2 separate regions of the Homo sapiens genome follow, and region 1 is linked to region 2. A link is a contact called in ENCODE Hi-C or POLR2A ChIA-PET data. All regions are on one chromosome and are shown on one strand. Each heading gives the region's core, a stretch centred on a gene start or an enhancer-like site at or near the end of the contact. The rest is flanking DNA. Distances are from core to core; before and after follow the strand shown.

The links. Hi-C counts contacts between places; a loop is a spot of excess contacts on that map. ChIA-PET counts read pairs that join two places held with the same protein, here RNA polymerase II (POLR2A). Pooled maps may share reads with other maps.
Region 1: a loop to region 2 is called in a map of OCI-LY7, with 4 times the contacts of the local background. The contact joins two enhancer-like sites. A Hi-C loop is called at or near these places in 2 of 168 maps with a recorded cell type or tissue (OCI-LY7 and Ramos), 4 of 37 single-sample maps with no recorded cell type and 5 of 50 pooled maps. POLR2A ChIA-PET finds 5 or more read pairs at or near these places in 1 of 52 experiments (activated T-cell).

Annotation. Positions count from the first base shown.
Region 1 is chr5:157,485,425-157,488,539 of GRCh38, forward strand. ADAM19 (ADAM metallopeptidase domain 19) reads right to left here. Exons shown (of 23, transcript NM_033274.5): 21 at 2,841-3,065. Among named protein-coding and RNA genes, the nearest start is that of NIPAL4, 27 kb to the left of the region's middle. RefSeq lists an enhancer at 1,037-1,537 and a silencer at 1,205-1,294. Within about 2 kb of position 1,432, at least 5 of the 41 ENCODE cell types and tissues checked have a DNase peak (open chromatin) inside an H3K27ac peak, as active enhancers do; they include OCI-LY7, where a contact is called at or near this core.
Region 2 is chr5:157,271,183-157,274,129 of GRCh38, forward strand. The region is part of intron 1 of CYFIP2 (cytoplasmic FMR1 interacting protein 2); the gene reads left to right. Among named protein-coding and RNA genes, the nearest start is that of CYFIP2, 6.5 kb to the left of the region's middle. RefSeq lists enhancers at 581-770, 1,021-1,230, 2,297-2,436. Within about 2 kb of position 1,274, at least 8 of the 41 ENCODE cell types and tissues checked have a DNase peak (open chromatin) inside an H3K27ac peak, as active enhancers do; they include OCI-LY7, where a contact is called at or near this core.

The DNA of each region.
Region 1 (3,115 bases), core at 182-2,681, 210 kb after region 2:
GAAGCATCTATGGGCCCCTTGCAGGAACTACACCTCTCTCCTGCCTAAAGATATCCCAAAGAGTGATCAATCCTTGTCAACAGAAAATTGCATCATGTCACCACTGTCCTCTTCCTATGGAATACAGACCAAAGTCCTGACCAAGGCTATGTGGCCTGGGCATAGACGGGCTCCTCCTGGCTTTCCAGCCTCATCTCATAGCTCCTTGGGACCCAAGCACACAAACCTTTAAGTTCCTTCAATCCACAGGGCCCTCTCCCATGACAGAGCCTCCCTACTAGTGGGTCCTGGGACCAGGAAAGCTCCTTCATCACTTGCCCTCACAGCCTGGTTAAGTCCTGTTCCTCCTTCATGTCTCAGCTCAAATGTCACCACCTCAGGGAAACCTTCCTGGATTTCCCAGATTAGGTCAAATCCTCGTTACTCTCTTCTGAGCACCCTGAGCCTCTCCTTCACAGCACATATCACTGTTGCAGTGACACATATCCCAGAGTCACTGCCCCAGCAGAATGTGAGCTCCTGGAGGCAAAGCTGCCATCTGCCTTCCTCGTCATTGCCTGGCCCAGAGTGCAGGTGCATAAGCCGGTTTAGAATAGCAGAACTGAAGAAGTGATGAGGTTTCATCTATCACTTCTCCAGGGGGTCCATGTCCCCCAGCTAGGAGGTGGGGAATCTTTGATGGCAGACTGGAGACTGTGAGTGGCCCCAGGGCAGGAGGCTGTCTCACTCAGCTGGATGAGACCTGGGTTCAAGTCCTAGCTCCTCCACTCACAACTGTGCAATGTCGGGCAAGTCCCTTCAATCCTATGAGGCCTGGCAACCTCCAAGAGAAATGAGGGCTGCAGCAACTCCCTTCTTGGAATGGCTGTGAGGAGGCAGGTGGCAGCCCAATGTCATCACAGCAGCCCCCACTCAGAGCAGCTGCCTCCCACTGTTCGCTTGTAGAGAGACACCCACCTGGGACCCGGGGCCCAGGAGAAGCTGTGCTTGGGGGCTGTGTTTTGGGGTGCCTGCCACTGGCTGGGCAGCTTCCTGCACCCGGGACTCCTGCCAGCAGTCCCAGGGGTGCAGGTGCAGGGTATGCACAGCCTCCACCACTTAACAGACAGCTGGGTCCCCGCTGTCCCTGACACTTCCTGACCTACGGCTCAGCACCTAGGGGTGACAGGGGTGAGGCTGGCCCCGTGTTCTCTGAACATGCCTCTAGTGTGGGTTTTTCAGAACAACAGTCTGAGTGGACTGCTCGCCCGACCCACTCCCTCCTCCCTCTGCTGGCACTCCTGTTCTCCTGTAACCCCAAGTCTCTACACGCCTGCTTTCTCCCTTTCTTTCATCTCTCTGTTAGGGACTGAACTGTGCACTCATCATTTAAAAAAAAAAAATCATATGCTGAAGCCCTAACCCTGAGTACCTCAGAATGTGACCATATTTAGAGATAAGGTCTTTAAAGAGGTGATTAGGATAGAATGAGGCCACCTAATCCAATCTGGTGTCCTCATAAGAAGAGGAGAGTTGGACAGGCAGACACCAGGGAGGCAGAAGTGCATAGGAAAGGCCTCGTGAGAACACAGCAAGAGGGCGGCCACCTGCAAGCCACAGAGAGAGGCTTCAGAAATCAACCCTTCCAGCACCTTGACCTTGGACTCTTAGCCTCTAGAACTGTGAGAAAATAAGTGTCTGTTTTGAAGCCACCCAGTGTGCAGTACTCTGCTATAGCACCCTCAGCACACGAGTACACTCTCCACCTCTCTCTCTCCACTCCTCCCCTCTCTTGCTTTTTTCCTTTCCTCTTTCCTTCTCTCTCCCTGTCAATCTTTCCTCTCTTTCTGCATGGATTTTTCCATCCTACCTCTGCCCCACATAAAAGGAAGGGGAGAGCAGCAGTTTCACAGCAGAGAAACAGAATGGATGCCCTCAGCCTTCCCAAACTGTACCACTGCCACACATCCCAAGGACCCTCCAAAGCCTGCAGCCAACCCCAGAGTCCTTAGGGTCAGAGACAGCTTGGGTTCCATGGAGCCCTCTGGATTACACCCAGAGAAAGCAGTCTCAGTTGAGGGGTCACACCCAAAACACACAGGCCAGTTCCAGAAGGCACCCCACCCGGCCGCCACCCAGGAAACACCTGTGTCTGCACTGGGGGATCTCCTGCAGAAGGTGTGGTCAGAGCCATCAGAGCACACACACGCAGTGGGAACAGGCTGCTGGGCAGGCTATGCCTCCAAGAGCACCAGGGCTGGTGGGGGAGAGTCTAGACCCCACTCTCACCTCCCAGAGGCACCTGCCCCTTGGGATGGGCAAGGCATCAGGATACATCCCTAAGACTTTCCAATCAGTAGAAGGTACCAATAGGTACAATTTGGTAGGAAGAGTACTATGATGAGAGAAGTACAGTCCCATCAACCTCAGAATTGAGGAATCAGGATAGACTTCCTGGGAGAAGCGGCATCTAGGAGCAGATCTGAGGATGAGCAGGAGGTGGCCCCACCAAGGAGAGAAGGAGCGTATCAGGCAGAACAAGCAGCATTTACAAAGACCTAGCAGGCAGACGAGCATGGGGGAACTGACAGAAGTTAATATGGGGTGGAAGGTGGGTAGTGGCTTGTCATAAAATAGGCCAACCCGGGAGAAAATGCCACATGGTTTAGGAGCTTCTTAGAGAGTCTATTTCCCCACGTTCGTTGCTCTAACCTGCTGTGCGCCCCCGTATTGACTGAATTGCAGAAAAGGCAGTCAGCTCATGACCCCACAAGTTTCACCTTCCCCACCTTTGCCATTACCCATTGAAAGTGGCCTTAAAAGCAATGTTCCCAGCCCAAGGTTGCTGATTATCCACTTACCTGGGAAACGATGCAATTTGGTGCGGGGGGAATTGGCCGGCTTGGAGGAGGCCTCCTGGACGACTCCGTCCTCTCTATTTGAGACCCGGGCCCTGGGGAGTTCCTAGCAGCCCTGCTCAGGTGAGCTGGCAGTGGTGCAGGTGGGGACCCACCACGCAGATAATCTGGAGGGGGCCGGGGAGGAGGCTGGGAGGGCTTCCGCAGGATTTCCGGAGTGTTGATCACCTGTACGCACAAGTCAAGGAACACCTGAGACAAGAAATCACTCAGGGCTG
Region 2 (2,947 bases), core at 24-2,523:
TTTGAGCAAAGGCACAAAGGAAGAGTATCCTTGGACAGGTTTATTATGCCCTGTATACCTTGGCCACAGAGAATGGTCTGCATGATCCTTAACACATGTCTTTAAGGAAGCCCTTTGGATGGAATGTCTCAACTGTAGTCATGGTCATTTGCTTTAGTGTTGGGAGGGTCCTGAGAGAGGCCCAAATCCAGTGATTCTTAACTGGTTGCTGTTGTGGTTTTTTTAGTACACAAAATGGACAATGTTGACATGCTGAACACATCAGCCCCCACAGCCAACCCCCCAACTCTGCTCCATTCCTGCCACTCAAGGGAAGAGATGAACATGCAAGCAATAATATCACACAGAGATCTTGAACCCTCGCCTCACATACAATAAAATGTACCTTGTTTGCAAACCTCAGTGCTTAAGCTATTATTAGCACAAGTTACCCGCAATAACCTTCACAAGGCAGGTTTGGACATCATGGTTGAGAGAGAACCAAGGCTAACCTCCACATTTTACAGACAGAGAAATTTGCCCTTTTAGAGTGAGTGAAAATGTGATTTGGGGGCCTTTGTCTTCATACTGAGCCATGTTCGAGTTGTGGTTTCACATCGATGGAGCTGAGTTCCACGTGCTCCGATCTGGTGGCCAGACCTGAAGCCCTCCTCTTTGTTTCCGTAGCAGATGCATGGCTTCCCTTGTGAGTTTTAGCAGGTGCATCTGAGAGGCAGCTCCTCTCCCCACATACGCGTCATGTTGGTGTTCCTCATATGACAGCCCCAGGGCCCCAGCAGGAGCAAATCAGCAAGCCACCTTGGTGGCATGACTTCCCCTCCTGAGAGCATGAGGCCGTTCCCCTGAGCTGCTGGTAGCCTGGTTTGGTGTCACCACAAAGGCCACCTCAACCTTAACAACACAGGAAGCAGCTGGGCAAAATGGCAAACGAAGGGGAAAGTCCTTTAGCCCCCACCAAGATCTTTTTCTCTGTCTACTCAGTCTACTCATAAACAACGAGGAGGATAGGCCTTCTCCAGTGGCCCAAGTCGAGGCTGACTTGATTTCTCGGCTCTGACTGCAGGTCCCCTGTGTGGAGAGAAGCTGTAGGTGATAGGGCCTCTGGTCCCGGAGGACAGGAGCAGGGGACTGAAACAACAAAGACCACCTTGCCAGTCAGTGCTGGGTACCGGCCAGGTGTCTGAACTGCTAACAAGGAGACTTTGGGTGGTTGTCTTCTAAAGCAAATTATTAAATTTTGATCAAAACGATATATACAAATGTTTTAAAAAATCAAATAGTATTGAAAGCCTTATAATGAAAAACAACCATCCAGCACCCACCCTCCCCTAGAGGCTGCCACTTTTAACTCACTGTTTCTTCTAGTAGCTGCCTCCAGATCTCTAAATGATATGCTTACACTGCTGTTTCTCGATTTATCTATTCTGCACGTTGTCTATTTACTTCCTGCTGTGATGGATGGAGATTTCACTTTCTTACACCATCTCCCTCCCTCCCCTGCCCCCGTCTCTCAAGATAGGAAGAGCTCTATTTTAACCTAAATCAGGTTTAAAGTGTCTACATTATTAATATATATAAATGATGATCACAGACAGCCAAGTAAAGTCCTTTGATTATATTTCCTTTCTTAGAGGGCTTTTCATTTCGCTGCAGAATTTTTGTTGCAATACTTGTCTTTTTATTTATCTATTTATTTATTTTGAGATGGAGTTTCACTCTTGTTCCCCAAGCTGGAGTGCAGTGGCGTGATCTCAGCTCACTGCAACCTCTGCCTCCCAGGTTCAAGCGATTCTCCTGCCTCAGCCTCCCGAGTAGCTGGGATTACAGGCGTGTGCTATGACACCTGGGTAATTTTTTAATTTTAGTGGAAATGGGGTTTCACCATGTTGGTCAGGCTGGTCTTGAACTCCTGATCTCAGGTGATCCACCTGCCTCGGCCTCCCAAAGTGCTGGGATTACAGGCACGAGCCACTGTGCCTGGCCCTGTCCTTTTCTTTTAAAGCTCTGTGTCATATGAGTTATTCTATTGCAGTCCCTTGTCTTCTCAGGAAGTGCAGTGTTAACCCTAGCTCCACCCCTAACTAGCCCAGTGACCTTGCACAAGTCCCTTCTCTTTTCTGAGCCTTGGTTTCCTCATCAGTAGAAAGAGAGCTAGGCTCCCTTCTTGTTCTCATTCTAAACCTCAGAACCTATCACCCCACCCACCTCACAGGCAGTAATATTATTACTCCTCAGTTAATATTATCTGAGAAGTCTTTACTCCAGGGTGGGGCAGCCCCAGGACCTGACAGATGGCAGAGAAACCAAAACAGGCAGGGGCAGGGGGAGGGAACAAACAAGCTAGCTGGGCCTGCCCTGTATGGTCTAGTTCACCCCTGCAGTTTAGGGGGCTGCTCTGTGGGGTGGTATGGTTGTATCTATTACTCTTTTCCTCCCCTGCTATCCCCGTTGGTTTTTGCTCTCCACAGCCTCTGCTTGTAGGGGCATCATTTACAGTCCCCAAACTCCCCAAGCTCCTACTCTACCCCCAGCTCTCTTTGTACCCCTTCTGCTTATGTTACACTCAAAGTTTCCCAAAAAGTAGTTATAAAAATACTAACTTTTGGTAGCAGCTTTATTGAAATATAGTTTGCATACTGTACAATTCACTCATTTAAAAAATATAGTTCAGGGCAGGCATGGTGGCTCATGTCTGTAACCCCAGCACTTTGGGAGGTCAAGGTGGGTGGATCACCTGAGGTCAGGAGTTTGAGACCAGCCTGGCCAACATGGCAAAACCCTGTCTCTACTGAAAATACAAAAATTAGCCAGGCATGGTGGCAGGTGCCTGTAATTCCAGCTACTCGGGAGGCTGAGGCAGGAGAATCGTTTGAACCCGGCAGAGGTTGCAGTGAGTGAGATCATGCCATTGCACTCCAGCCTGGGGAACAAGAGTGAAACTCTGTGT